4 separate regions of the Homo sapiens genome follow, and regions 1, 3 and 4 are each linked to region 2. The links are chromatin loops, found by intact Hi-C in ENCODE. Cell type or tissue: Caco-2. All regions are shown on one strand. Region 1 overlaps GRIN3A (glutamate ionotropic receptor NMDA type subunit 3A). Region 2 overlaps GRIN3A (glutamate ionotropic receptor NMDA type subunit 3A). Region 3 overlaps GRIN3A (glutamate ionotropic receptor NMDA type subunit 3A). Region 4 has its middle 240 kb from the start of GRIN3A.

What was found. Peaks named below come from ENCODE experiments on the same cell type or tissue, not always from the same donor. Only the 100,000 strongest peaks of a DNase experiment are listed, where the experiment ranks them.
Region 1: a loop joins it to region 2, with 5 times the contacts of the local background. A loop is called at or near these places in 7 of 110 quality-filtered maps.
Region 3: a loop joins it to region 2, with 6 times the contacts of the local background. A loop is called at or near these places in 44 of 110 quality-filtered maps.
Region 4: a loop joins it to region 2, with 4 times the contacts of the local background. A loop is called at or near these places in 4 of 110 quality-filtered maps.

What each region holds. Positions count from the first base shown.
Region 1 is chr9:101,702,219-101,710,218 of GRCh38, forward strand. All of the region lies in intron 1 of GRIN3A (glutamate ionotropic receptor NMDA type subunit 3A), which reads right to left. Among named protein-coding and RNA genes, the nearest start is that of GRIN3A, 32 kb to the right of the region's middle. In Caco-2, a CTCF peak has its summit at 3,045 (motif pointing right); a DNase peak (open chromatin) is centred at 3,113; H3K4me3 peaks cover 173 bases.
Region 2 is chr9:101,597,808-101,605,807 of GRCh38, forward strand. All of the region lies in intron 6 of GRIN3A (glutamate ionotropic receptor NMDA type subunit 3A), which reads right to left. Among named protein-coding and RNA genes, the nearest start is that of PPP3R2, 6.8 kb to the left of the region's middle. In Caco-2, no CTCF peak of the experiment used is centred here; a DNase peak (open chromatin) is centred at 4,564; H3K27me3 peaks cover 147 bases.
Region 3 is chr9:101,724,009-101,732,008 of GRCh38, forward strand. All of the region lies in intron 1 of GRIN3A (glutamate ionotropic receptor NMDA type subunit 3A), which reads right to left. Among named protein-coding and RNA genes, the nearest start is that of GRIN3A, 11 kb to the right of the region's middle. In Caco-2, CTCF peaks have their summits at 3,813 (motif pointing right), 4,200 and 4,402; a DNase peak (open chromatin) is centred at 4,332.
Region 4 is chr9:101,973,196-101,981,195 of GRCh38, forward strand. No RefSeq gene overlaps it. Among named protein-coding and RNA genes, the nearest start is that of GRIN3A, 240 kb to the left of the region's middle. In Caco-2, CTCF peaks have their summits at 4,598 and 4,910; no DNase peak of the experiment used is centred here.

The sequences.
Region 1 (8,000 bases), 100 kb after region 2:
TTGAACCTGGGAGGCAGAGGTTGCAGTGAGCTGAGATCACCCCACTGCACCTCAGCCTGGTTGACAGAGTGAGACTCTAATCTCCAAAAAAAAATTTTTTTATTTATTCACTTTACATTTTCTTATCCAATCAGGCCTTGAAACTCACCATCCATCCAAACAACTTTTATAACAATCATCAATGATCAATGCTGAAAAGCTTGATTTTCAGTGTACATATGACTCACCTCTACATACCTTTCAGCACAGTTGTTCACTCCCTCTTGAAATACCTCATCCTCTAGGCTTCTCAGTCTCATAGGCCTTGTTTTCTGATCTCAGCAGTTGATTCTTCCCAGTCTGTCATTTCTCTAAGTTTGGTGTGCCACAGGCCACTGTCTTTGCCTCTCTTCTTATCTGCACTCTCACTAAATTTAGATATCATCTATACCCCTTATTCTTCAATACAGAGATCTTATATATTGGACTCCATTCTTGATATCTCCTTTAGGGTTGCTGTTAGGCATCTGAAACTTAAGAAGTCCAGACAAATGTATTACTTTCTTTTCTCTATCCCCACTCTAGATACCCCTGCCAAATTCACTTCTCTCAAAGCCCTTCTCAAGTCACCATGACTGCACCATCACTCACACCAACTGCTCAGGCCAAAAACGAAGAAATCAGCTTTTAATCTCTCTTTTTCTTCTTGTCACTCCTTAATCCATCAGTTAGTCCCATTCACTCCAAAATATATCCTGAATTCAATCACTTTCATCATCTCCTTGCTTGTACAGTAAGCCTCCATGTCTATCACCTGGTCTACGGTGACAGACTATTGTGACAGACTCACTGGTATCCCTGCCTCCACCACTGCCTATTCAGTAATTAGTTTGACACACAGACAGCAGGCAGAGTGATTTTTAGAAAAAAATCTAAATTCACATTTTTCCTTTGCTTAAAACACTTCAATAGCTTCCTCATTGCAACTAAAGCAAAATACAAGCTCTTTACTCTCTGCCCTAAATGATCTGGCCTTGCTTACTGTTCTCACCTCACTTATTCCACCCACGTGGTCCCAAAGCCTTGAGGTTCAAGCTAGTTCCTGTCTCATACCCTGGTGGTTGCTGCTCCATCTGAGTGGAACCTTCTTCCTCTAGATCACTATGCGGCTGATTCTTTCTTCACATTCAGGTCTCAGCTCATATTTCAGAGCTGTCCTCCCTGACATTAGCAATCTCCTCACAGCACCACCCACCATCAAATGCATATTTTCTTTTTATGACACTATTTTATCTTCCTCAGAGCACAGTCAATAGCTGAAATTATCTTACTTAGTTCTTCATGAGTTTGCTAAACAATTCCTCACTACTAAACTGTAAGTCCCTAGAGGGTCCAGACATTTGTTCCTCACTATAATCTCAGGACCTAGGAAAACGTTCAGTGGCATTTGGTGGCTGACTTACTGACTCAGGATGTCTCTGTATCATGCATTAAAATTTATCTTTCTACTGAAGAGCTCACATTTTGATTGATAACGCATTTCTCAGAAATTGTCCTTGTGGAATTGTTTTGGGGGCTTATTATTTATTATCGTTACTCTGGGGTTTATTATTAATTCGTTTTGGCTGACCTGTAGAAATCTGTCTTTTTGGCTGCCTCTGTCTCGAGCAATCCCAGTCTGATACTCCCTCTGCCTCCACTACTGTCTCTTCATCAACATCTCCATCTTGATCTTATCTCTATCTTGGTCTCTAATATCTTTATCTAATTTAGTTCCTTTGAGGCTTTATTTTTGTATTCCTCTTTTGTTTAAACACAAGCGAAAGGGCTTCCTTTAAAATGAGCGTAATAATGGCAAACAACGGTATTTACTAAGCATTAGAAACCATTATCATCATATCCAAGCAGCTTGCTGCTTTAGTTAATGTCTTCAAAAGATGAGACGTTTTAGCTGTTATTAAAAAAAAATCATTATGGGACAGTTCTTTACTGCAAAATTGGATATCCTGTAGATCAAATCATGTTTCCTAAAATAGTCTTACTTAGGATTCCTGGTAAAATAGGGCTAGTCCATTCCATGTCTTCATGTCATGTTATACAGAGGCCCAACTCAATCCTTTGATGTCTGAGGTCATATTCACTTCCAGGGTAACTCATGTTTCTAGGCAATATATTTTAGATTTATTTATTTGTTCTGAAAATATGCATTGAATCCCCACAATGTGCTAGGCAATGTGACATATACAGACAATTCTCAACTTAGAATGATTTGACTTAATGTTTTTTTTATTTTACCATGTAGCAAAAGCAATACACATTCAGTAGAAACTATACTTCGAATTTTGAATTTTGATCATTTCCCACAATAGTGATATGAGGTGTAATACTCTCCACTCTTTTGCCATGCTGGGCAACAGCAGTGAGCTCTGCAGCACCCAGTCCAGCCACACGATCAGGAGGGTAAACAGTTAATACTCTGCAATCTTTCCAGAGGATTTTGCCTAATTATAGGCTGATAGAAGTGTTCTGAGCATGTTTAACGTGGGCTAGGCTAGGCAATGATGTTTGGTAGGTTAGGTGTATTGAATGCATTTTTAATTTAATTTAAGATATTTTAATTTAATTTAAGATGTTTTATGATGTGTGTATTTTTATGGTATGTGTATTTTATAGTGTGTGTATTGGGTTGTAACCTTTTTGTATGTTGAGGAGCGTCTGTATTGGGAATGCAGCAGGAATGAGCAAAACAGACATGTTCTCTGTCTTCCTGAGTCTCAAAAGGGAGGCAGATATTAATAAGATAATACATTTGATAAGGAAGGGGGGGCAGGGAAATGCTGGGTAGAGAAGGGCTAGGTCCCTGGCAAGGGTTCCACCCTTGGGCCTGTGCCCATAGACCTAAATGAGAACACGCACTCCTGTTTTTGTGCCCAAAAGTTGCATTTCCAAGACCACTCTAGCCTACCATGCCTCTCCACCCCCATCCTGTGCCCATATAAACCTGAGACCTTAGCGGGCACACACACAAGCGGCTGAATGTTGAGAAGAGCAGAGGAACAGAGCCGCAGAGAACAGAAGAGGGAGGCAGAGAGCGCAGAGAACAGTAGGGCAGCGCCGCAGAGAAGGAGGAAGAGGTGTCTGAACCAAGCCGACCGCCAAGAAGAACGGCGGAACTCCAGGCAAAGATTACCTCTCCCGCCTCCACCTTCCCACTCCAGCTCCCCATCCCGCTGAAAGCCACATTTACTGCTCAATAAAGTCTCCACATTCATCACCTTTTAAACAGTTCGTGTGATCTGATTGGTCCAGGATGCCGGCCAAGAATCCGGGGGTTAACAGCCGTCCCTGGATGACAAGGCTAAAGGAGCACACTGTAACACACGCTCACTTGGGTTCCGGCACCTGTTCATCTGCGTGCTCCCCCTCGTCTCAGGGGTTTGAGCAACAGGGCCACCGAACAGACAAGCCACACCCCTGCCACACGTCCTGCAAAGGGGGATCAGAGAGTGAAAAAATTAGCTAACATTTCTCTCTCGTTTCACATTCATAGAGTGAGAAAAATAGCTAACATTTATTGGATGCATGTTTATGGTGTGCCAGACACTGTCCTAAGTGCTTTACAATTATTTATTCATTTAATCCTCACAACTCTATGATGTAGTAACTACTAGTTGCTCCATTGTGCAGAGGAAGAAACTAAAACCACACCACTGTTAAGAAGCAAAGATGAAATTCAAAATCAAGCTCTACAGGCAATATTTTCAATCATTACATTTTACTGTCTGGTGAGACTGTTAAAAAAAACGAGAAGCAAGAATCATTTCAAGTAAATTCATAATTATAATAATAAGTTCCATGGACCTAAAGTAAGAAATATAAGAAGCGACCTAGTCTGGGGAATCAGGGAAGATTTTCTTAGATGTCAGAACTGAGATGGAAATGATTTAATGAATTTATATTTTATTCCCTTCAGCCTTGTTCTGCCCTACCTAATACTACTTGAACTTCCTTTTCAAAGAAATACAGATAGAGGTGCCTCATTGACAATTTGGTAGTTAATTCATTGTTATGACCTTTCCACTTCCTGCAATGTAATCAATCTCTGCTGTTGCTTAACATAATGTGAAGCCAGAACAAATGCATATGGGTCAGATGCACTTAAATGACTTCCATGGGTGGCCATGGTCTGTCTTCAGGAGGAACATGAATTTCTGACAGCTTCAATAGTAACCTTAAGATGTGAACAATATTAGTATTGATTCTTTTGTGACCCATTCTAGTCACTTGCAAATAAAGCCATTGTTTAGAAAGGGATTGGAGGTATTTAAGAATATCAGAATCAGATTATGCAATCAGGGTGCTGGAAAGACTGACATTACTGCATTTGATTTATGACACATAGTAAACCATTTCAGGGAAATAGTGCCTCCCCTTTTAAAGCTGGTCATTAGGAGAAACTTCCTCATTGTCCAGGTGGTGAGCACTAGAGTGTGCTACCAGAGGAAGTCATCACAGGTTCTTTTCAAGCAACCATTCATTTAATTCTCAGATGGACCAGGAAGCTTCAATTTGTTCCTTGAACACAGATTTCTTTCTTCACCCCAGCCCTTACCTAAAAATGTGGAACGTTGCACACAAGGGAGACGGAGAGAAATAATGAGAGTGAATGTGTTGTCAAATGACCAGGTTTTATAGTCTCTCAAGTCAGGGAGATTGATCTCCCTTTTTTCCCTTCTCACTTTCAAATGAAACTCACAGATTTCAGAAAAGAAACCACAATCTTGTAATGAGGTGGTGAGACTAAATCAGCAAATGAGAAGCAAAAAACATCCTAACAGCAATTATTCAACAGCCGCTAAAATTTGCAAAAGATGCCAGTATCTCCCAGGAGAGTAAACAATCATGATGTTGAAATGTCAACTGTGCAAACAGCAGGTTAAAAATGTAGTGCAAAATTTCCCAGCAGTAAGTATTTTTTCTTATGGAGTGTAGCAGTATGCACAATAGTCTGTAAGTAGCCCCAGGGTTGTAGCTACATCAGCAGAAATGTCTGTACTTCTTTGTCCATGATAATGGTGTAATGAACTGAACTGCAGACATGCTGGCTGGATAAATTTACTATCACCAATTATTGTTTATATCTAATAAGCTTAAATGATAGAATCCAAATCCAACTCGGAAAAGCATCCATTTGACTGCTCTTCTTTATGGCTACTTTATTATCTGATGCTGTATACATTTGGCACAGTCAAGAAAAACCTCCCTTTTGGTTGCCCTGGTAATGCCTTCTTCATATGTCCTCTGAAGTATTCCAGATTGGCAGCTTCTGAGAAGTAAGAAATGAATATAGAGGGGGGTCATATTATTTTAAAGCTAAACTATTTTTAATACACTCATCTCTATAGTTTAAGCAACATTGATTTTGTTTTGATTTAGCCTTTTATCATTGTTCCCAGTAATAACAGAGACATTTCTAACACTATATATGCCTAAAATTTTAAGACAATATTGAGACAATTATTTGTACCCTTAATTGTGGCAAGCAACCACAGTTAAGGAATTAGGATTTGGGATTAGTGGATAGCGAAGTTTGGCTTCCTTTTTGGAATACTCCCTTTCAGAATTGTCCTGGGAAAGGCCATTGCTACAATTCTTCAAGCTTAATGTTTCTGCTAGGGAGGGGAGTGGAAAGGAGCATGAAGGCCGAAGTTGCTCACTTCTCCCTTGATAGTTCTTTGGCGAGGCTTTCCTTTTAATGTTGACTCATTGCACCCTGCTGATTATCAAGTGGGGAAAAAAAGAGAACTCCTCATTGCAAAAAGGTCTGTGGGGGGTAAGGGCCAGTCTATGGAAGCACCACATATGTAATAGACTTAGAAAAAAGGAGAATGAGAACAATGCTACAATTTAGATGAAGAGTGCAAAATGAGTTAGTTGCTGAGAATAAAATATTTTTCAATCAGAAGGGTCCTGAGGCCCTGTCAGTGAATGAACGCTAATAGTAGTCAATGGATCACTAAGTAACTAATGTGATCTTGATTTTAAGACTTGAATAGTAAATTAGACTTCATGATTCTCAGGAATTTAACATTATTTATGCAGAGCAATGTGTTGTCCAGTGTTGAGGAGACTGGAATTATACGTCTTTTATGTATCTTTTTGAATAAGATAATGTGGTTTTTGTGACAGCTTTATAGATAAAGCCAATTACAGCATATTTTCTTCCATTGGCACTAGGGGACTATTTTGTAGCATTGCTAAGCCATAGTAGTAGAAAGCACTATATGAAAGGAGAGATGGTGTCTTGTGGCCAACCCCCCAAATGAGATCAAGGTCATAGATATTAATGTGGTCTAGGAAATACGTATATGATCCCTACCATGATAGGGTTCTGTTTATATTATAGAAATAATAGAAGTATGGTAATGGGTCATTTTGGCTAAGAGATCCAGAATTAAATTTATCATCTTTGTTCAAAGCATAAATCTTCAGAAATAATGGAGTAGTGATTTGTCTTATGCGTTTCTATGGCTAGCCTGACATTTTTATGCTAGATGAGTGAGCATCTACCTTTCACATTATAAGGTCTATGCTAACATCTCCCAGATGTTTATCAAAAGTCCTCAAAGTAACTTTGCAGACTGTCACATAAAATTTCGCAGTAAACCTCCAACATATGAATATGTCATAGGACATATTTTATAAATCCCACACAATAGTAGAAAGCTCAAGATTGAATCTTTAACTCTTGTAAATGTTTTCAGAAACCTTTGGAAAGGATTCTAAATGATAGTAACACACAGGCAATTTCAAAATATTCCTATGACCCTTGGCAATGGACTCACTCTTTAAACAGCCTGCTCACATTTTCCTAGCCATAACCTGTATTCTAACTCTTTGTTTTTTTTTTCTTCTCTTTTGAAATTGAATTTTTCTAGGAAGATGAGATGCTTACCCATTTCTAGAGGCCGGACATGATAAAGGAAGCTAATGATAAATATGTTAATGTGTATTTGAGGTCAAATAGGTCTCAGAAAATTCAAATGACCTTTTCTGGTAAGAAATAAGATTCATTATTTATCTATGTCACCAGCTTCAGATGATAATAAATACAGTTTCAAGGTGCTAAGGGGGTAATCTAAAGGCAGCTTTAAAAAATATACCATTTATTGAAACAGAGTACAATTTTCTGCTTATGGGACCTTTGGTAGAATACACTTGGTTTTGTGGAGGCAGCAGAGCCTGGTTATTAATGTGTCAGGAGGGAAGTTAGGACCTACGAATTCCATAGTTGATGTTGTAGCAGCTCACGCTGCCGTCTAAGTTCTCAGAAGGACCTCTGCATCTGTAGTGATTTAGAGGAGAGAGAACTGGACTTAAAATCAGAAAATTTTATTTTTTTACTTGCTCGGTAAAATAAATTACCCAACGCTCAGTTTGTTCATTTGTAATTTGGGAGAATAATGCCTTCCTCTCAAAGTTGTTTTAGGTTTTTACGTATATGCAAGGTTAAGTGACTGAAATTACTTTGCAAATTGTAAAATGCATATCAAGGTGAGTGATTATTTTTATTACACAAGTACAAAAATGTTTTAAAAATTATTATACAAGTACCCAAGGCCCCAAGGAAGTGAAACACTCTAGCCTGACTCTACACTGCATTTATTCCTTTTTCAGTTATGAAAGACTCAGAGAATGATAGATGTCATTTTATGATCTATCAACATGATGGCTTAAAGAACATTTCAAAAAGTGTTGCTTGGATGCCTTGAACGTAAACCTATTCTACATAAAATTGGTCTCTTTTACTGTTATTCTCTAAATTGTTTTTCCTGGAAATCCTGTTTTAGAGAACTCCGGGTGAATCTCAGTGATTTTGGGGTCCGGGAGAAGAAAATACAGAGATTAGATTTGAAGTATGGACAGTATCAGTTCAGTCTTTAAGAACAGGAGAGGTAATTATAGGTAAATGATCACTGGGAGTCTAGGCAGGGTAGAGATGGGTGGGTGGAAACTGGGGA
Region 2 (8,000 bases):
AAAACTAAATATAGTATATATATGATAAAGGAATACCAGGTCATTCTGGGTTTGCAATATGACATATTTTCTTGCTTGGATTATGGTAAAAAATAAAGACAGTCTGACATATACTATAGAACATAGTGTTTTGATATCTTATGTTATAGGCTCATGAGCCATGAGAATAATTCAACAGCAAAAACATTTTCATACTGGTTGGTTCTCTGTGAGATCAGTATGTGGGGATAAAGTAGATGAATCTTGGAATAATAATCTATAGCAGTGCTGTCTAATTATATATGTACTTTTAAATTTTTAGTAACATTAAAAAGCAAAGAAGTGAATTTTAATAATATATTTATATTAACCCAATATATCCAAAGTGTTACCGTTTCAACATGTAACCAATATTATCATTTATGAATGAGTTGTTTTACACTTTTTGTACTGTATTTTATATTTACAGCACATGTCAATTAGAGCTCATAACATTCCCAGTGCTCAGTAACTACATGTGGCCATCATAGTGGACAGCACAGAGCTAGACAGTTTAATGGAAAAGGAAAGATATGGAGGCTAAAATATTTGATGGTTGAATTATTATCCCAATTGAATTAATTAGGTTAAAAAGAGGTATTATTAATTAGGTATTATATTATAAGGTAGAAAGGATTTAAAATGGGACAACCCAACATCAAATCTTAACAGTCCACTTAGTAGCAGTAAGACCTTGGACAAGTTGCTTGACATTAGTTTTCCCATATGAAAAATGGGGCTAATAATATATATTTTGTACATTTTTGTGAGTATTAAAGCTAATGTTAGTCAATATAATGTCATTATCATCATTGCTATTATTACTAATTTTATTGTTACTTACCCTACTAGTAGAGATGAAGTCTTAAAGGATACCAGCCTGCCCTGGACACCTAAGTGTACATATAGCCATTTAACAACACTCCTCATGTAGTGGTTACAGTATGCCACAGGCTGCTCACACGCTATACCAGCATAAAAATTGGCTCCTCCAGTTCAAAACTCTTTGAGGACTGATTACAGACCTTCCATTGCAGACTTGAGAAATGCAGTAACCAACATCACTGGCCCATCAGGCACTCTTATGGATTCCTCACTTACATTCTCCTGAGTAATTCCTTGATAGTCATTTAGAAAGGAGCTCCCAGTGTGAAAACTCTTAGCTGTATTTCCCTATGTGAGTGTGTGGTTAGGAGGTAGGAAAGGGTAATGGAGAGAGCATAGGAGGTAAATAGTTGGTTCCAGCCTCAGCTCTTTACCTTATTAGCTGTGAGCCTTTGAGTGAAGCCATTGCTGTACCAGCCTCAACATCCTCATCTGTGAAATGGTGATAATACCTACACATGCTTCATCTACCGATGTGTTATTGTAAGAGTCAGATGAGGTAGCGTATATAGAAATGTTATGTAAGAGGTGAAATCTTGTCACAGGAATATTGAATGGTTACACAGACAGTATTAGGAAGATGGTACCACTTCACTGAAATAATTCAGGTGTACAAGCAGAACCATTCTACTCTGTGCTGTAGAGGAGGTAACATTATGCTAGATCTGGAGTTTTAGTCAATGTGAACTTGAGTTCCCATTGTTCTACCTTTCATAAACTATGTAGCTCAGCATTATTATGGGACTCAACACCATTGTTTTGATTTTCTCTGTAAATGATTCTTAGTAATTTCCATGGAAAACACTGTTTGTTACTTTTCTGTTCATCACTGTGGATTGATGTGGACTGTAGGACATTCACTGAAGCAAGTAAATTAAAAGGGTTGACTAACTGTTTTGGAAGAAACCAGGAGCCTTGATGGCACCTCTATTTCAGCATGTCATTTTTTTCCCTCAAAAGTTTTTAGATAAAGAAATATTGAGTAGGTCACATGTAAAAATAACTGACATTGGAAAATCAAACCAACGGAAATGGAAATGAGACCTGAGGTTCATATAAGGCTTCATTTTTCAAGCCAGTCAGGAGACCAGGTCACACAGCTGTTCTAGAAGCTATACAGGTGGTCCTTGACATTTGGTTGGAAGCTCTCACCTTTCTGTAGCATTGCCGGTCACCATATTTAATATCTAAGCGTACTGACGTTAGCCACAGTTTAGACTGTGGAACTACTAGCTCGAGTTTAAACTGTTTTTGAGCATCAGGTTTGTCATCTGTTTGGTTTTCTTTTGTAATACTGAAATGGTGTTTAATGAATTTTGGCATGTATGGTTTTAAATCAAAGTTTTGCTATTTAACAACTTTGTGACCTTGGGCAGAGTTACTTATCTGAATCTTTTCACTCATCTGTAAAACAAGGATGATGATTACTAACTCATAACATCACTTTCAGGATTAAATGAGATAGATTATAAGAAGAAGGGTGCTCAATGCCTATCACATAGTAGGTACAGGAATGGTAGAGATTATAATTATTGCCTACTTTAGGCTTGCTTAAAAACTCAAGTAGACTGTATGCATACATGCACACAGATATACTCAGCTATTTATTTGTTTTCTCAACAAATAATTATTGAGGATCTACTATGTGAGAAGAATATAATACTGACCTAAAGTGGATACTTTTCTTGTTGTCCCTGTTCTCCTGGAGCTTACAGTTTTGATGGGAAGATGGACATTAACCAAATTATCATGTCCATAGATGTAAAGGAGCACCTGCCTTGAGTGTTACAGATGAGAAGTACATGGTACCAGGAGAGTTTGGACAACAGAAAACTTTTACTGGGGAAATGATGACTGATTTACAATCTCAAGAAGCAGAAGAAGTTAACTAGATGTTCTGGGAAGGAATGAGTGTTCCAGGTAGAAGAAACTCCATGTGCAAAGAGGCCCTAGGGCAGGAGGAACAAAACAAGTAGGAGGAACTGAAAGAATGCCAGTGTGACTGGAGTAGGGAGGTCAAGGGAGAGCATATGGAGCATACCGGAGTAGGGAGGTCAAGGGAGAGCATGGTATTGGACGAAGTGATAAGATGGTTTGACCATTCCCCATACACTGAAGAAAAGACAACATTTACTCAATTATTCTTTATAGGGCATCATTTATTCAATCATGTTTTAACATGTAAAGCATTGGGACATTCAGAGATGGTCTTTGCTCAGAAAGCTTGCTGATCAGTGAGTGAATTGAGGCATTAAAGAATTATAATTAATAATACAAGATGGACAACAAAACATGTCATCAGAGAGGTAAGGGAAAAGAACTATAAGAACTCAGAGAATTGAGAAATTACTTCTTGCTGGGAACAATAGAGGAAGACTTTTTTCTTTCTTCAAGAAGTATTTGATCCTGAGGGAGAAAAGGGAACAAGTACCATAATCACAGAAGTGGGAAAGAGTACAGGTGTAGATATTAGCAAGTTGCTTATAATGGCTGAAGTACTTGAGCAAAGTAGCAGAAGATGAGCTAGACAGAACCAGATGAAGCAGGGTTTTGAATGTTTGGCTAAGACATTTAGTCTCTACCCAGTAGGGAAAGCACACGTTTTATCAAAAGAACAACTTAATCACAATTATATTTTGGAGAGATTAATCTGGCATTATGGGTAGATTGAATAGGACAAGAGACCAGTATCTGGGAGAGCAGCTAGGAAACAATGACATCTACAAATGCTTGTCTAGAAGAGCCTGAGCTGGGATGCAAGAGGCACTAGAAGTAAAATGTGGAGTGTATTAATTATTTTGCAAGAGCTGTTGTAATGAAGCAGCACAAACGGGGTGGCTTAAACAACAGACATTTATTGTCCCCTAGTTCGGGAGGCTAGAAGTCTGAAATCAAGGAGTTGGCAGGGTCATGCTCCCTTTGAAACCTGTAGGGCAACCCTTGCTTGCCTCTTCCTAGCTCCTGGTGGTTTGTGGTCATCTTTGGCCTTCCTGACTTGCAGATGCATAAATCCATTCTCTGCCTTCATCATCACATGGTGCTCTCCCTGAGTGTCTGTCTTTGTGTGATAGATGGCTTCTGACAAGGATGCCAGTCATACTGGATTCGGGGTTCACTCTTGCTGCAATATGACTGCATCTCAGCTCAACCAAACATGTCTGCAATGACCCTATTTCCAAACCAGAACACATTCTGAGGTATTGAGAATTAGGACCTCAGAACCTCAATATCTTTTTTGGGGGACACAATCCAACCCATAACACCTAGGCTGAAGTCTTATTGGACAGAAGGACAGAGGGAAGGAGCTCAGAGGAGGCCCCAGATGTGCGTGCATTGGCTTCCCTGGCCAGCTAGCCCTAAGCTTTCATGTTGCAGGAAGCCACCTATACTGTGTGAGAAGAGGGGCATCTCTATAAAGGCTCCAGGGCTCTCTCATGATGTTGCCTTCTCATCCAACACGTCCTGAAATTCTACCAACTCCCACAGCCGCATGGGGAGGAATTGTCCTCAGATACCCTGGAGGAAATGTCAGGGCAATTTCTCACAATTTTAGACTTGGTTTTTGCCTTTTGTGAGAAAGAAAAAAGATGGCTTTTGCAGTATTTTGTAACAACTCGCATCAATAGCCACTAGATGGCAATCTTCACACATTTCCATGCTTTCTCCGCTTTCTTCAAACCCGAATCCTCAAAGCCTGGAGGCAACTCCTCTCTGCACAGGGAATAGAGGTGAGTGAGGAGTCCCATTTCCTGTGATCCCCCACAGACTTTAGTGCATGGAAGTCTAAAAAAATGGAAGGAAGACTGTCTCTCACAATAGTCCTAATCAGTTTTAGCACCGTTCATACCTTTTAGTTGCATAGTAAATAGCATTTCATAAATATTCATGAGTTTGCCGAATTTAACCAGGGGAAAAGCAAGAACTCTTAACAGTATGTGGTCTTGGGTGTAATTTATGCCCAAGTATCTCTGGCATATAAAAGCGGGGACTCTTATTCCGAGAGGTCTGTTTACTTGGTCGTTAGCAAGGGTGAAGGAGACACTTGCTGAAATTAGTTTTCCTTCTCTCAGAATCCTAATTTGTGTTATTTATAGTAGCCAGAAAGCAACAGAGAAGCAGCCCTAATCTTGTGATGATACGGAGGGAGGGGAAAACAAGACCAGAGAATTGTAGGTCTTGGGCCTGTTCACACAGGAGCCTAACTTCGAAATACAATTGACTACATGCAAAGACCAAGTTACCATTGTTTCCGTAAAGATCTGTTTTAAGTGCAGTCTAATGGTTTGTATAAAGCATCTTCACTTTTTCCCACTCAGACACTGAGCTAGAGGAAAGAAAGAACACAACACTACAAAAGTTAGTTAAACCAGCAATTTGAAAAGTAGAAAATTCCAGAATCATGCATTTCTCATTTTGAAATAAAAAATTATTTGGTTCTATAACATACGTAAGCAATACATAAAAGAGTGTTTATCTCGGAGTTAGAAGATGCTTGTAATGATAAGATGCTCCTGCTTTTTTCGAGATGGGACCAAGATGGGCCTAAGAGGGTGGGTGCACCAACTGTAATTTCTTGTCTATGCTTATTATTCACCAAATATATGTATTTTTTCTGCGTGCATGGTTCTATAATCAGGGAAGGAGAGAACATTTGTCAAGCCAGGTGTTCGCCATAAACGATCTCATTAAATATATTTCACACTTTCAGTCAGGCCCTATTATTATTCCCGGGTTTGGAGGAAGATCTGAAGTTTTGGAAGTTGCACAGCTTGCGTAGACACACAGTGGTGGAGCTGGGAGTCAAATCCTGGTATGTTGCTCCCAGAGCTGAAATTCTTCTGTATTCTAGACTGCCTTCCATATAAGACTAGAAAAGATGTCCCTGCCTTTGAGGAGGTGGTAGGGAAGCTACAAGCCCGAGCACAGGAAAAGTAAAGGCCTATAATTTACTTGTGGGTTTACCTGTGACTGGATAACAAGCGGGCCAAAGAAAGCAGCCACCTGTAATTTTAGAATCCCTCGGGAAGGGGCCCTATTAACAGGGCATACAATTCTGTCAATCCAGTATGATTGGGTGCAGTGTCTTCGAAGGGCAAGGCCAAATTGCATTGCTTACAATTTCACGCCTCAGTGTTTTACTCTGGTTTTGCCTGGAGGCTTCTTCCGCTACAGGGGTTACCTCCTCCAGGAAGCCTGCTTTGATTCCTTCTAGCTCTTCCATGTGTGAATTATGGCCTTGTTTGTGTCACGGCTTACCTTATGTCTTCATTTATTGCTGCCCCTGTGGCGGTGTGGAATTGGGTATTTTTCACAAGTCTCTCTTGAGCTCCTATGAGCTCTCTGCCTGTGAGCTCTGTATTCATCTCTGCATTGGCTGCACCCAGCATGGGACATGGTACGTGGGAATTCAACACGTTTGCTAATGGATGGATGGGAGAAAGGAAGAGAAAGAAAAGGAAGGAAGGGAAGGAGGGAGAAAGAGAGAAAGAAAGGGAAGGAATGAAGGAAAGGAAGGAAAAGAAAGACAAGGAAGAAAAGGGAAAGAAAGACAGGAAGAAAGGAAGCAAAAGAAAGAACGAATGAATTTGGAAATTGTTCTTGTAGCAAGACAGATGAAGATGAGGTCTTTCTCAGACTGGCTTCCCTTTCTTCAGGCCTAATTTTACTCCATGTCATAAAAGAATACATGGACAACTTTGTGCTTCTTCGGGTTTTCAGAACATACTACCTGGATAGGTTCCATCTGATCTTATGCTTGGCTTAAATATTAAACTTAATTACTTAGGCTATTCTAAGGAAAGCACTCAGCTGTCAAGGTGGCTCTTGATATACACGAGTTTTCAATTTAAAGCAATCTACAGTCATTAACTCTCCTTGCCTCCCCATAACTTTCATCAGGTTGAAGAGCAGACAGTGACATTTTAAATGGAAAAGAGAAGGGGTAGGAATGAGAAAGGGGCAGGAGGGTGTTGGGATGTGGGCTAGCTGTCAAGAGCAGAAAATACTGCATTAAAACTGCCCTCCCCCACTGCCCTAACCATTCCCTTTGAGTTTTTAATATGAATTAAAGATAAACTGGTCAGAAAAAACTGACTGGCATTGAAGCTTCTCAATGTGACTTGTGGGATTCCCTTTGGCTTTCAATGTATAGTTGACTAACCCTTCCCTTTCCCTTTCCAAGAAGTTAACAGAGGAAAGAATGGATCTGCTGTGAGAGAACTCCATTTTCTCAATAAATATTAATAGGTAAACACATATTAATATATCATATATGCATTTTGGTGGTCCTTGGGAATCAAGTCTGGGTCCCTGGCCAGGGATGGGGAGCCCAGGCTGGAGGCCAGTCAGTCCACTGTCCTCCTCTGTGCCCCGGGACCCATATCTTCAATTAGTTAGGCCAGGAATCCTCTTAAACAATCCTACTTGAGAATCACAGCATCTCTTTGCTGGCCATGGTACATGGTCCTTTATTTTAAGGCAAAGAAACAAGTTTACAGAAGTGAAGTGATTTGTCAAAGGTCATGGAACTGGTTCGCAGCAGTGTCAGGACAAATATGATTAACACTATCCATTCAGCACCTACTGTGTGTCAGCACTTTGATGTATGTGATCTCTATTCTTTATACCAAGCCAGAAACATAAAATATCTCAGTTTTGCAGTGTAGGGAAGTCAGGGAGGTTAAGCAATTTGTGTTCATGACATTTTGATGTGGATGTTTTGATACCATGGTTACTTTTACTTTTGCACCTATACCATGCTCCTTAAAAACAACCATTTAAACTTCCATTTTTGAAACTACCTCATAACGAGGTTAATAGACATCTTCACTCCATCCGTGCCCTATGGATCCATCTTTTAGTGGGTGAAGGTAAAGGCTGGGGGAGGATAGGAAAGGTCAAGAATGGACTGAAGGTCAGATGGAGGCTGGTGGTTTCAGGAATAGGGTGAAGCAAAAGATGGGGAAAGTTCAGATATGGGGTACTGTTTCCTGCTGCGCACTTCCCCTGATAATAAAATCACTGGAGAGTTTAATGATTTACTTTTGGACTGTTTCAAAATATGCTTCTCCTTTTCCCTATCCCATGCAATCAAGGTC
Region 3 (8,000 bases), 130 kb after region 2:
GTTCTCCACGTCCCCACCAGACTCAGGAGCCCAGCTGGCTTCACCCAGTGGATCCTGCACCGGGGCTGCAGGTGGAGCTGCCTGCCAGTCCCACGCTGTGCGCCCGCACTCCTCAGCCCTTGGGTGGTCGATGGGACTGGGCGCCATGGAGCAGGGGGTGGCGTTCGTCGAGGAGGCTCGGGCCGCACAGGAGCCCACTGAGGGTGTGGGAGGCTCAGGCATGGCAGGCTGCAGGTCCCAGGCCCTGCCCCACAGGAAGGCAGCTAAGGCCCGGCGAGAAATCAAGCGCAGCGCCGGTGGGCTGGCACTGCTGGGGGACCCAGTACGCCCTCCGCAGCCTCTGGCCCGGGTGCTAAGCCCCTCATTGCCCAGGGCCGGCAGGGCCGGCCCGCTGCTCCGAGTGCGGGGCCCGCCAAGCCCACGCCCACCCAGAACTCCAGCTGACCTGCGCGCGCAGCCCTGGTTCCCGCTCGCGCCTCTCCCTCCGCACCTCCCTGCAAGCTGAGGGAGCAGGCTCCGGCCTTGGCCAGCCCAGAAAGGGGCTCCCACAGTGCAGCGGTGGGCTGCAGGGCTCCACAAGTGCCGCCAAAGTGGGATCCCAGGCAGAGGAGGCGCCCAGAGCGAGCGAGCGAGGGCTGTGAGGACTGCCAGCACGCTGTCACCTCTCAGTAATGAGTCTCACACGATGTGATGGGTTTATCAGGGATTTCTGATTTTGCTTTCTCCTCATTTTCTCTAGTTGCCACCATGTAAGAAGTGCCTTTCACCTCCGGCTGTGATTCTGAGGCCTCCCCAGCCATGTAGAACTGTAAGTCCAATTAAATCTCCTTTTCTTCCCAGTCTTGGGTATGTCTTCATCAGCATGTGAAAATGAACTAATACAGTACATGTTTGTGGATGGCCTTGAGGGCCAGATTCTATAACTTGCTGATGATTATTAACCTATATTTCTCTGGCTTTATGGGGAACATGTCTGAATCTCGGCATGTCAGTAGGAGATGGAATGCTTTATTGAATTATACTCTCAAAATCTAGATAATTTAATACAGTTTCTTGAGTGTGGCACACCCCACTCCAATTTTGTGAATTAATGCTGTAGTGAGTCATTGTTATTAAGGTGTGTATTTCACCCCACAGAAGTGTTGGGTCATGGAAAAAGAAAGGGAATATTATTATAGTAAAATGGTTTTTGAGCAAGGGAATGGCATGAAGCTCAGGGCATTATATTTGATAAGTATTTCTTGAATGAATGAAAGAATAAAAATTGCTTTAAGAAAATTTATCTAGCAGCAGTGAGCAGAATGGTCTGGTGGAAAGAAGCTAGATATTAAAAGGCTATTCAAAAGAATTGATGCAAGAAGGTAATGTGACAATAAGAAGGAAGAATGGGGCTATGAGAAATATATGAAGGAAAGCAACAGAACCTGGTAACAAGAAAAGGGAGAAGTCAAAGATGTTATGAAAAGTCTTGTTATAGGTAAGAGAAAAACACTTTTTCAAGACATCTTTAAGTATTTTTAGCTTAAGGTGAGAATTGGAGATATAACCACAATTTCAAGTTAGAAATTCCTGGCCTTGCCACACACAAAGAGATAAATTCAGTAGTTGACACTATGGAAAAGGCCTGTATGAAAGGGTGTACTAGATCTGGTTATTGGTTCACTATTGATACCTCCTTTGAAACAGTGCCCACTAAAAATTGTGTTATGGATAGTACTAAGAATAGTCCCCTTATTCAACAATTATTTATTACTGTGCTCATTCCTATCTCAGGGTCTTTTTATTTTATGTTGGCCTGGCTTGCAATGCTCCTTCCTTGGAAGATTTTATGGGTCACTCCTTACTTCATTCTCTGCTCAAATGCCATGGTCAGACAGACCTTACTTTACCATCTGTAGTCAGTCTCTAATCTTATATTCTGCTGTATTTTTCTCCATTGCACTTGTCTCTGTCTAATAATAATATATTACGTATTTATTTGTTTGCATGTCTTATTTTCTATCTTCCCTGCTAGAATGGGAGTTCTTTGAGAGCCTGGGCTTTGCTATTTTATTTACTGCTGTATTTTCAGTCAGTCTCATATTGAGCATGCAACCTAAGAATCTGGGCCTTTCTGATTGGATTAAGGGAGGACATATAATTTGGGGTGAGGGGAAACCAATGTGGGTTAAACCAATCAGATATCTGGATAATTTGAACTAAGAGATATAAGAAATGTAGTCAGATAAATTGATTAGAGTTGTAAAGTCATATAGAGTCAGGCTAAGTCCTATCATAAGAACCACATCCATGGAGAAGCTATGGCAAGGCAGAAGAATCAGCTGGTATCCCGAGAGGAGTTTGTAGCAGATGTGAAGTGAGAAACTGAGAGAAGAGCCATTGGGCCCCAGAGCAAGGGAAAAAGAGAGGTGCTACCCAAACACCTTCTGGTGGTACAGCTCAGCTATACTTCATGCATTTCTATTTCATGTCATTTTCCTGTAAGATTTCAGCACAAATTCCCTGCTTTTGAGCTTCATGGTGGGAGTTTCTCTTCCTTTGCAACAGAACATCCTTTGACATAACAATCCAATAGAACTTCCTATGGAAATGAAAATGTTCTATATCTATGTTGTCCAATATAGAAGTCACTACCCATATGTTCCCATTTAAAAATTTTTATTTAAAATTAAAAAAATATTTTATTTAAAAATTTTTAAAATTTATGTTTTTAAAATTTATTTATTTTAAATTTAAATTTAAATTTTTAAAAAGTTTTTTATTTTTGTGGGTACATAGTAGGCATATATATTTATGGGGTACATAAGATGTTTTAAACACTTGAAATGTGATTCATGTGCTTGAGAAACTGACTCAAATTTTATGTAATCTTAATTTAAATTCAAGTATCCATATTTGGGTAGAGGCTATAATATTAGACAGCACAGTACAATGGTGATTATTATAAGGGATCAAGGACAAGAAGCATAATCAGTAAAAGACAATGAAAGGACAGGGGAAAAAAACAAGGAAAACAATGACGGTGTCACAAAACTCAAGTAGAGGGTGTTCTGCAGCACAAGTAACTACAAAAATGCTAAGATGAGTGTAGTAAAATCCCTTCGGTAACAGTGTTTTTTCTTTTTTAATGGAAGCAAATCTGATTTTAAACAGCAAGGGCTAGGTAAACAAACCAAGAAATAACCCATTCAAAGGCAAACTATCTAGCCATTACAAATAATGGAGAAAAATATTTGCGATATGAGAAGCGGTTTATAATGTATGAATATGTTAGGGAAATCCATAAAGTAGGATGGCCCCAATTTTATAACACACATATATGAGTAGATCTTTTGGTTGTGTATTTATAGGTGATTTGGATTCTTTGGCATTTTATTAAATCTTAGAATTATCCACAAAGAGCATAGATTTTTTTATAATCAGAAATAAAGGAATAAATGATGTGCTTAGCACAATAAAATGGCTGCATCTCTTTATCTTTCCTTATGAATGAAAGTGACAGCAAATACAGCTACTAAGAATTAATGACTCTACATTTCTAAAGTTAGTAAGACTTTATCTCATTTTTCTCCCAACCCCACTGGACACATTTTGAGATATCTTACTTTATAGTTGTTAACTGCAATTATAGATAGGCTGGCAGTACAGCAGAAGTTGATGAAACTTCTTAGTAGAAGGCAGAAGAAGATCTTTTTGGTGAATTAATCTACATTTTCCACAGTCAAAAGACCAGGAATGAAGTAATAGCTGCTTGGAATCCTTTCTTGTCTTGTGAGACTGGATTCCTAGGATGCTTCAGCCTAAAGCTGTATTTTGGAGACCACTAGATGGCTCTCTGTGTCTGTGGCCAGGTGAAGGCACACTAGATAAATTCGGATCTAGATTTATCATTCATGTTCAGGTCACATTGAAGCATTTCTTTATGTGTATAACACAATGTGTGAAAAGACTCAAATTAACTCCTCCTGTATCAGCAACACAATAACATCTCTCTGTGTGTGGATCTGTGTATATATTTGCTCCCATTATTACATTTACAATATATAGAAGCAAATTATTTGTTTAAAGGAATCTCTGTTTAAGAATGTCTGGTTGGGACTGAAAAAATAGCACTCCACAACTAAGCCAGATTGTGATTCTGTTAGACAAAGACATGCTGAATGTTGAACTTTACGAAAACAAAAACTTTTCTTTTTAATCTGGGGAGTATTAACACAACTTCTGTTTGGCTTCTGGTTGAGGCCTTCTGTCCAAAAACACCCATAGATTGCATGCAGGTTGTACTGCCATCAAAGTGCTTGCTACTGCCCCAAATGTTCAGTAAGTTCAGCTAATGACCACCCCTGGCGGTGAGGAGAGGAGTGACAACCCATTTCTAAGTTATTCCTAAGAATGTTTTTGAAAGGTACAAGTTGAGCTATTGTTTGGAACCGTAGAGACTCAGCCACTTGCAGTGTGATGAAAATATAGACTGCAAACACAAAGGAAAATCTCACCTTTTAAATAGAAATAGCATAATGCTCAAGTTTCAAAAGCCATGTCAAATCTGCATTTTCAGAAAAATTTTTAAAAATTACTTTTTTCTTTATTTCTCCTGTTCTTTGATGCCAGTGCCCAGTTAGAGTGATAACAGGGTTTTTCTTAATTGTACTCCACTGTTACTAAAATTTCAACCATTATCCTTGAAAGAATAAAAAGCATTAAATGCGACTCAGGGTTAATCTGTGTAAATGCACAGGTAGTAGTGCATGGGCACTGCTTTTATAATCAGAAAAGCAATATGCATCTAGAAAGTCCCATGAAGTTGTGTGCATCAATTTTGATATAGTCCGCATCCAGTAAAATATGGAGATTTTGCTTCATGAGGTGTCCCATTTCTGAAAGCCCTGGCCTATAGCAGTGCTACTTTCCCTTAATCTTTGGGTTAATGTAAGCCATATTGTTACTGTGATACAGATGAAGCCCGTATGAAAAAGGGGAGACTGCTGAACCTTGAATCCACGTCCAGGTAGACTCTGCCCTTTCTAACAAGAATCCCCAAATACCAACTGGGTTGTACTTAGCAGTGAGTGGAATCACCAAGCTTAACCTTTCTCGACATTTTTCTCCAGATGCAAAGTGTATAAGCTGAAATGGAACCTGCCTTCCAAGGATAAGGTGGGCCAGATCCCTTTCTATCTTTTTGTCACCTCCTCCCTGCATAAGTCTGTGTGGGCAATTGTATTCATTTCTTGTTGTTGCTGTAACAAACTACCAAGAACTTAGTGATTTAAAACAACACACACTTATTCTCTTATTACTTGTGACTAGAGGTCATAGTCTGAAATATGTTTTGCTGGGCTAAAGTCAAGGGTGGCATTCTTTCTGGAGCCTCTGAGGGGAAAACCCATTTTCTTGCCTTTGAGTTTCTAGTGACTGCCTGTATTTGTTGACTTATGGCCTCTTCTCCATCTTCAATGTGTGTCACTCCAGTCTCCGCTTCCTTTATCACATTGTCACATCGCCTTGTCCTCTGACCTTGACTTCTTCTGCCTCCTTCTTATAAGAATCCTTGTGATGACATTGAGTACACCTGGATAATCCAAGATACCCTTTCTATCTCAAGATGCTTAACATAACCACATCTTCAAAGTCCTTTTGGCCATAAAAAATAACATATTCACAAGTTTTGAGGATTCAGATTTGGAACTCTTCCAGGTACTCAGCCCTACCACACCAAAATAAGCTCACTCCTGTTTCATAAGCTCATATCTGTTGTCCTCCATCTCTTCTGCCACTTCTTTCTTTTGTTTGCTTAGATGGAAGATCAAGATTTAGAATTAAGAAATGCCACACAAACCTGAAGCCCAAGTCGTATGTCCCAACTCAATTTTTTCTAAAGACCTATGCAGCAGGGCACTGGGCATTAATGCATTTATTAATAAAATGAAACTGTCATTTCTGTTCTATTGTTCCCTGAGTTTAGTTCCTCAGAGCCTCCTATGAGAAGTTATAGCAATAGTTAGGAAAGACTTATGAGTTCCTCACTAAGACCACCTAATAGACCAAAACATGCTTCTTCTTAACCTTGATGTAACTGCTGCAAAACTCCAACCACCCTGAACCCATATAAAGGAGCAACTAGGTAAAACTGGACTTCAAAGTTCACTTCTTTGCTGACCTACTTTGCACACACTTAAATTGCGGGTACACTTCAGTGAACCAGAACTCTAAGTGGGACTTCAAAACAGCAGATTTCTTCATTTTTCTCAGGGTTATTTTGCTGGAGCTGGAAGTCCTAAGCCTGAATATTATAGACACATTGCGAATGCATAATAAGGTAGAATATTTGAGTTCTTTTTCTGATTAGTTTTTATGAATCTTGCCACGTCAACACTTTATGCTAAAAGAACAATTATCAACATCATAAGAACACACTGCTCTAGGTACATATGGTGCAGTCCTCACCATAAACTTATAAGATAATCACATTTTATGACTTAATAAATTGAAACATGGAGACATCAGGTATGTTTTCCAAGGTAGGATGTCTAAAAAGTTGTACAGCCAAGATTCTAACATAGCTCTGAACTTCTCAAAAATGTAATCTCTTAACTCCCACCTTATATTTCCTCCATCATATGTTATAATTATCTCATTTACATTATAATGGTAATAATATTTTTCTGGCTCTCCTCACAAAGTAACTGTGAGGAAAAAATTATAAAAGAGATGAGAGAGGGCTTTGATACATTTAAACATACACTACAATTTATTCTTTCTAAAATATGTATTTTCATACTGAAGTATTGAAAGTCTAGATGAGAAAGTATAAAGACAACTTATCTTTTTTCTCTTATTATTTTTTAATTCTGTAGGTAAAAATGATTATTTTTAGAAAAATAGATGCATGAATAGAGAAAAATGTAGATTTTCACCCTCTATAATCCCTGTTAAGATTTTTATAAACAAAGTTCTAGACTTCATATTTTACAGGAACAAGGTCACACTTTACATACATTTTTGTAAAATTTTTCTATCTTTCTGTGTCAATAAATATATCCTCATTTTGAATGAGTACATTGTACTCCGTTAAAAAATGATTCAATTAATTACATTTCCATCATTTTGAACATTATTATATAATATGCTTTTAATAGTCCAACCTGGAAGTAGATACTTCTCTCTTTTATGCCTTTTCTTATGGGATATTACAAAAGCTGTGATGGATCCAATCTGTTCTTTGGTTGAAGGCTGACAAATAGACGAAGTTAAGAAGGTGCTATTAGTCTGTTTTTCTTCTGGATGGCTTCTCACTTCCTACAATGCATAGTTCTTTCTATTTCTCCATATTTTGTCTATACATAGTCATTTGCTTTACAGGGCTGTTAGGAGATTATTTAAACATATTTGTGAAAAAGCCTTGAAAAACATAAATGCTGCAAAAATATAATATGATTAAAATTCTTCCTAAATCTATGCTTCAAATGAATAACGATGAGGTGTAATTCATCCTGACTGAAAAAGGAGTCATCCTGCTTAATTCTCTACCACATGAACCCTTGCAGGCTCATCTCCATTAACAAACCAGCCCTGGCCAATCAGACACCAGCCTTTCAATGTCAAAGTTTACTCCTCATGACATAATGCCAGCCAGGTCAGGGATCAACCCACTTTTTCAAGGCAGGAGATCAAATACAGTTGACAGTCTCCCTGAAAGTGCATGAATCTTACACAATTAAATAAAATATCTGAGAATTTGGCTGAGGTGTCAGGTTGAGGAAAGGAGAAGGAAATGGAGAGAGTTGGCTTACTCTTAGCTCACCTCTTCCCCATTGCTCTTTGCTCCTGTGATCTCATAGAGAAAATATCAGCAAAAGACAACTGAGAGGTTAAAAATTTCTATGAGTTTGTCATTCAAACATTCACTCAAAAAGTAATATGGCAGATGCTAAGAGATGTTCTTTCTTCTTGCCTAGTTTTATGGATTTGGCATCATATTTCTGGTGCTACATAGGTCC
Region 4 (8,000 bases), 380 kb after region 2:
TCAATAAGGGACATAACCTAGGACTAGTCTGTCTCACTTTATGTTTTCCAGAGTTTATCGGTAGTTGATACTATTATTTAACCTCAGTATTTCATATTCTTACTAGTTTTTAAAATGTTTAGGGATAATACCACAATTTTTTTTACCGGGGGTTTTCCAATCTCAAAGGTAGCTTAATGCTTTCATGTTGAAGGCTTTCAAATAGATTAATATAGATTTATATGTACAAATATTCTCTTGTAATTCTAAGTTATTTTCTGTTACTGTTTTTTGCCATTCTCTAAGTTTATAGTTTATAATTCCTTACTTCCATTTTCAAAGTTTTCTTTTGTTCCGGTTGTAACTTTTAACTTAGTAACTAACTCATATTCATCCCTGGCTAGCAAGTAATACGTTTAAGGCAGGCTTCTTCTCTGAGTGTGTATATCAAAAGATTTTGAGTTATAACACTTTTCCATTTTAATAGAAGATATAGTCTTTGTTTTTGTTCATTTGGAATTCACTGAGGTTTTCTTTGTGGCTTAACATATTGTAATTTTTATAAATGTCCAATATGTAATTGAAAAAATAAACATATATTCTCCTTCTGCATTTGCATATTTAATATTTTCCTTTATTTATGTAAACCTAACTAATTATACTTCTCTATTTAATCTATCAAATACGAACATTCCCATTATAGTTATGCCTCTTTTCTAGTACAGGACATTTTATTTTATAACTTTGAAAACTAGTTCTGACGGTAATTGCCAGAATGTTCCCATTGTAACTTTGCTGTATTTATGTTTGAAGTTAATTAACAATTTGTGAAGAGATTCTTTGAGACTATCATGCTTCTCATCAAACTTCTGTCACTTTTTTCTCAACATTGATAATTTCCTCCCTCCATTATTTCTTTTATATTTATTACCTGGCATTCTACTATAAGAAAAAACTTTTTCTTCCTTCATTAATTAATATTTCTGTAGGTTCATGGGTTATTATTTTATTCAATAGATTATAATCTATTGTTATGATTCTTTGTTTTGCTACCCTGTATTTGGCCAGTGAAAGCCTCTGGGAAATACAGGGGGCTCTTGTATGTTTTTGATATCTCTTCATCATTCCACGAGTACCTCCTTATATCTTGTCAGTTATCAAGATGTGAAACTATTTTTTTGGTATGTAAAGGCTCATGAAAATGTCTCTTTGTGTGGATGTAATTTCTCTTTTAATTTTATAACATCTATATACTTTTGGTAAATAGAGTTTTTTTTTTTATTGTTGCCAATAGCCATACTTCTTAACATTGTGGCTCCTTTGGTTTTTACAGTAATATTCAAAAGGCAAGCACTAGTCAGGGTAGCGGAATCTTAGGAAATGTTAATGTCTTGTGACATTATGAAAAATGGTTCTAGTGAGTATAGGAGACAATTCAGTGAAGGAAACTTTCATCGATATTTTAAAATGAAAACTGAAGGCACAAAAAGTTTCTAAAAAAGCAAAATAATCATTAATTGATTCAGTAGGTAATTGAATCAATTGAATTGATTCAGAGGATTATGTATGTAAAGTAGTAAAAAAGTATATAGATGTTCAAATAAAATGGATCTGAATTTGAGTCCCAGCTCCACCACTTACTAGCTGATAACCCTGCAGATTTTATTTAAAATCTCTAAACTTCAGCATTCTCATTCGTGTAATTACCATAGTATGTTATCAAACTCATAGGTCTGTTGTGATGGTTAAATAATAAGATGTAAATAAAGTGCTTAAACCAATGTCTAGTACATGGTGAGTGTTCCATAAATACTAACTCTTATAATCACTTTTATTATTGTTAATAAATTAAAAAATTAAAGTAATTGGTTCTTTACTTAGCTTTGCTTTCTTTCATTCATTTAGTCATCAAATTTCTGTTGAGCTCCTTTGTTCCAGCCTGTGTGCTCAGTCCTAGAGAGAACATCAATGAACAAAACAGACATGACTCCCATTTTCACAGAGTTCACAGCGAAGTATTGAGGAAAAATAATTGAATCCTTCTTAAGTTTTTAAAAAGTAAATTAAAACATCTATAAAAATGCACAAAATATGAACATACTATAATTATTGTAACAATCCTCATGTAAACACCTTCTATGTCAAGAAATAGCAAGCACAGCATTAGAACCCAGAAGCCCTGGAGCCCCTTATCTATCTTATTTCTTTCCTCCCTATAACCACTATCCTGAATTTTATAAGAAGAAATGTATTGGCTGTTTGGTTTGTATTATGACTTATATATGCCCTCTTAAATGATAATGTTAGTTTGCTTGCTTTTGAATTTTACCTAAATGTAAGCATACTATATGAACTTTTCTCTGCCTTGCTTTATGTGTATTCATCTATAATCGTTTCTCCCCCCCGCAAACATTTTGTCTGTTAAGGTCATCTATATTGTTACTTCTTGTTTTGATTGCTCTAGTTGATGGACATTTGGTATGTTTCTCATTGTTGGCTACTGTGTTAGTCAGAGTTCTCTAGCAGGACAGAAGTAATAGGATAGATGTGTATATGAAGCACACATCTGTGGCAACACCCTCACAGAAACATCCAGAAACAGCACTTTGCATCCTTTAATTCAATCAAGTTGATACTTAATATTAACCATCACAGCTACTATAAACTATGCTGCTCCGAACTTTCAAGTACATATCTCTTGGGCATAATTATGCTTACTTCCTTTGGGTATACCCAGAAGTTGAATTGTTGGGGTCATATGACAGACATATCTTCATACTTAGTAGATAATGGCAAATACATTTTTGAAGTAGTTGTCGCAATATATACTCACATTAGTGGTTTATCATGTTTTATTTAAGAAAATAAAGAATCGGAGAAGAAGTCCACCAAATAAATCACTCCGGGAATTAAGTGGTGCTTTTTATGGCTTATGTTTATACTTGCTTCCATTTTCTTCTTCTTCTTTTTTTTTTTAATAATGTGACCCAGAGATACAATGTGCTTTTGTCCAGATTTAACTTTGACATAAACATGTCAGTACCCTTTGTATTTCCTGAGGCTTCTTTCTTTGCTAGATTGGCTGTGACATAGGAAGCCATTTACTCAGTGCCTTAGCTCTCTGTTGGGCTACTTGTTCACCCACTTTAATTCTTTGAATAAAGTACAGAGAAGGGAAGATGAAGGGATGTTAAAGAGGGAGGAGAAGGGAAGGAAGAGACACAAGGAGATGATTCTTTTCAGTTTTAAAGTTTTTCTGCTAATCAAAACTAGGTAATAAAAGTGTTTGCAAAGTGTCCAAAGTTTTGAGAGTCATCATAGCCAGACTATAGGGTCTTACCCTTTCCACTGAGGTATTAACATGGAGTCCCTTTGGACTTTTAATCTCCCTGTTTAGTCCTGAGAGTAATGCTAACTGCTGTAACAAATCAGCCTGCACATTTTAGTCATCTCAATTAGGTGGCTTGCATTTCTGAACATCTGCAACTGGGTGACACTTGTGTCACTAGGTTTTTACCTCACTTGAGGAAGGTTTCCAATTTTAATTTCTCACACCTTTATTCAGTATTTTGAGCTCTCTCTTTACTTATGCCCGCTTTTGGAAATTTTAGGAAATTTTCACAGTTTGAGATCTAGGCTTCTAGACTACAGGGGCTGTTGATTTTATTCACTGTCATGTGCTCTTTGTATGCTGAGCAACTTACTCCTGCACTAATCAAAATATGATTGTGTAGCTCCTTGAGATTTGTGTATCATAAGGTCCCAGTCACTTGGTGTACACAGGGCAAATTATAATTAGAGTCAACATCCTGTATTGGCTGGAAGCTCCCACCCCAAACTACAGAAATAGAGTGTGTGTGTGTGTGTGTGTGTGTGTGTGTGTGTGTGTATGTGTGTTTTCAGAAGAAGAAAGTATACAAAAAAAAGGCAATAAAAGGTTACTAAAATAGAATTAAATAATTAATTATTATGAATGTAACCATAGTGTCATTGTATTCCTAAAGTGACGGTGAAAACTAAATACACATAAATAAATGTCAAAAAAGATTGATTTTGCCATTATGATATAATTTATTTATTAGAGGGTGATCTTTATTACTCAATAATGTTCAAATTATTCTTTCCTCCTTAAGTCAGCAGATTTGTAGTTTTGATTTAGGATGCTTAGGATACGTGGAAGCAAAATGCTTCTCTCTCTCTCTCTCTCTCTCTCGTTTGTGTGTGTGTGTGTGTGTGTGTGTGTGTGTGTATTTAAGTGCTTGGGCACAGCCTACATATGAGTGGTTATACACAGTGAGATATCATTTAAAAATTCTTTTAGATGTTGATTGAGCAATAATAACCAAAATAACCTTGAAAAATGTTTCTTATACAATGGGACTATGAACATAATTTATTTATGTATCTCAGAACATACTCAGTTTCTATTATAATTAATATTTAGCAATTATGAGATAAGGGAAATGATTTCTAGAGTCTGAACAACTGGCACAAAAACAAAATATTTTTTGTTATTTTTCATAAAATGATAAAAACATAAAATTTTGCTTTTATAGTTAAATGTTATAGCAGCATAGTGTCAACTATAAATTTAAGGCCTTCTGCTTGTAGTTTTCATTTGAATCCAGTAGATGGCGTATTTATTTCCTTTATAGGACAGCTACATTCTTGTTCTGTTACAGTGAACAGGGAATGAAAAAATCTTAGATTTATCATCTATTGAATGTTTTGTTGACAAATTATAGCTTTATTTAGTATATAAAATTTACTCACAGTAGTGATCATAAACAGATACTTGAGATATGGTGGTTACGTTTTGCTTGGAAAGTTGAAACAGATCAGGTATGTGCTTACAAGATACCTGTAGGGGTATCTTAGGTAAGGGTGTTCTTGGAGGCTAGGTCAAGCTGAAAGGGAATCTTTTTAAATCAGGTAGTAATTTATATAAGTTTCCATGCATGAAAAGGAGTGAAATTGAAGTCAACAGAACAGTGAAAGTCAAAGGCTGAGAAAAATTTGGCAAAGTGTCCAATGAGTGATGAAGTTGTGAACAGTTAACCAGATGGTTGAAAGTAAGGATATTACGGACTGAAGCCCAACTGAGGTCACATCTGGGGTCAAGATGGTTTAGGTCCCAAGTGTATGCACACTGTATTAGTTTTCTATTGCTGCTGTAACCAATCACCAAACTGTTGTGGCTTAAAACAACACAAATGTATTATCTTGTAGTTCTGGAGGTTAGAAGTTCAAAATGAGTCTCACTAGGATAAAATCAATGTCAGCAGTACTGTGTTTCTTTCTGGTGGCTCTAAGAGAGGATTCATTTCCTTGCCTTTTTCTAGTTTCTCATGCCTGGGATTATAGCTCCCTTCTGTCTTCAAAGCCAGCAGTGGTTTGTTGACTTTTTCTCACACTGCACCACTCTTGACTCATGCCTCCTGCTTTCCTTTTCGACTTAAAAGGTCCCTTGTGTTGCCCTTGCACCCACCTGGATATCTCAATATAATCTCCCTGTCTCAGGCCGTCTGATTAGTAACCTTAATTACCTTAACACATTTGCAACTTTAGTTTCCATTTGCTATGTAATGAAACATAACCACAGGTTCTGGAGACTAGGGCATGGCCATCTGTGAGGTTTCTCCTCTGCTCACCATAGACACTGAGCATATTTCACACTTAAACGGCTGGCGGGGATAAATGTTTTTCTCCAAATAGTAAGACTAAATCAGGCTGGCCCAAATAAACATACAATTCTATAACCACAGCTTGTTTATATAATCTGCAGGTTCATTCTCTGCACAGTGATAAGAACTACAGGTGAAGAAGAACAGGTTTGGGCCACTAATTCTCTTTCAGTTTCTTTCAAAGACAAAGCTTCATTTCTATAAAAGTCAACATCCCTGCATGTTAAAAACCCTCAACAAACTGGGCATTGAAGGAACATACCTCGAAATAATGAGAGCCATCTATGACAAACCCACAGCCAACATCATACTAAATAGGCAAAAGCCGGAAGCATTCATCTTAAGAACTGGAACAAAATAAGGATGTCCACTTTCACTACTCCTGTTCAACATAGTACTGGGAGTCCTAGCAAGAGCAATCAGGCAGGGGAAAGAAATAAAGGACATCCAAACTGGTAATGTGGAAGTCGCACTATCTCTACTTGCAGAAATTATCATTCTATACCTAGAAAACCCCAAGTCTCTATCCAAAGGCTCCTAGGGCTTATAAACAACTTCAGCAAAGTTTCAGGATACAAAAATCAATGTACAAAAATCACTAGCATTCTATACACCAATAACATCCAAGCTGAGAGTCAAATCAAGAATGCGATAACATTCACAATTGGCACAAGAAGAATGAAATACCTAGAAATACAGGTAACCAGGGAGGTGAAATATCTCTATATTGAGATTCACATTTCATTTGTTTCTCTTATGTTTCTTTATTCTGTGTCATAGTTTCCCTTGGAAAAAGCAGATTAAGAATCACAGACTTGCTTGTAATTTACCTGTTATTTACTTATTACTTTACTTATTTTACTTAATTAGCTCATTAATGTCATAATATATACTTAATTTTATATAATTTTTTTTTTGAGACGGAGTCTCACTCTCTTTCCCAGGCTGGAGTGCAGTGGTGCAATCTCAACTCACTGCAACCTCCGCCTCCTGTGTTCAAGCGATTCTCCTGCCTCAGCCTCCTGGGTAGCTGGGACTACAGGCATATGCCACCATGCCCGGCTAATTTTTTTGTAACTTTAGTAGAGATGGGCTTTCACCATATAGGTCAGCCTGGTCTTGAACTCCTGACCTTAGGTGATCCACCCACTTCAGCCTCCCAAAGAGCTGGGATTACAGGTGTCAGCCACCGTATTCAAATTAGGTAAATGAGAGAAGCACTGTCATTTTTGGTGTTGACACTTAAAGCCTCAATTCTGATTTTGCTTATAGATTCTTTCAGGTTACAGTGATGTTCATAAACTTTGGCTAGTTAATAAATGTTAGCAAGTAATATTCCTGTAAATTAATAGAAAGTCAAACAAGTGTTAGCTCATCGCTCATGAAAATCTTCCATTTCAGTAGTTCTCAAAACTACTTCTACATTAAAAATTATCTGGTGAGTTTTAAGAAATATGACATGCAAAGTCCACCCTAAACCAATTAATTTCAAATCCCTGAGAATAAGGCCTGAACATTGGTATTACATGAAAGCTCCCTGGGTGTTTTGGATGTGCAGCCACAGTGAAGGACTGTGTAGTTTTCTCCCCTCTATTTTTCATTCTTTTCTTGTCTGCCTTTTTCTCTTCTTAGTCCAGACTTGGCTGAAAGATTACCTTTCTCAGTAATAGACAGAGTTAATTGGAAGCCTCTGTTTTTATTGAAGCTGCCAGGCTATATTTCCTGTGGAAAAGCAAATTGGCTTGTTCCTGACAGCCACTGCCTTACCTGTTTCTCTGAATCAACAGATAAATTAAGGTACAAACATATTCAAACAGATAGCAATAGAGTTTTCTCTGCAGGCTCAAAGTGGTTTTAAGTTACTCAAGTGTTTCATATTTATTGATGATAATGTTTTAACAAAGAGATGCTGAGTTATGATTACCATAAACCACTGGCAAATCTGCCATTTCAAGTCCAAAGTATAGTGGAATGCAAATCATTTGCATTTATCTCTTTATCGCCAGCCAGACTTAAACTACTTAGAACTGACTTCATAACTGATTACTATTAGGAACAATGTTTGGACATGAATAATGTTAAAGGCACCATGAGGTGTCACAAGAATTACGTGCCTCTTGTGTCATGGCATCTCTGAATGCCATTTTATTTGCAGAGCTTTATGCTCCACAAATATTTGGTAGATACAGTACAGAAGTGATATAATATTTTTATAGACAATTCTGAATGAGTATAACATCATCTTACAGATTGGAGGAGAAAGACGTTTATTTATCTCACATGTCTGCAGCCAACTATTAATGTCTTTTCATGCTAGTAGACTTTTGTCTGTCCCCT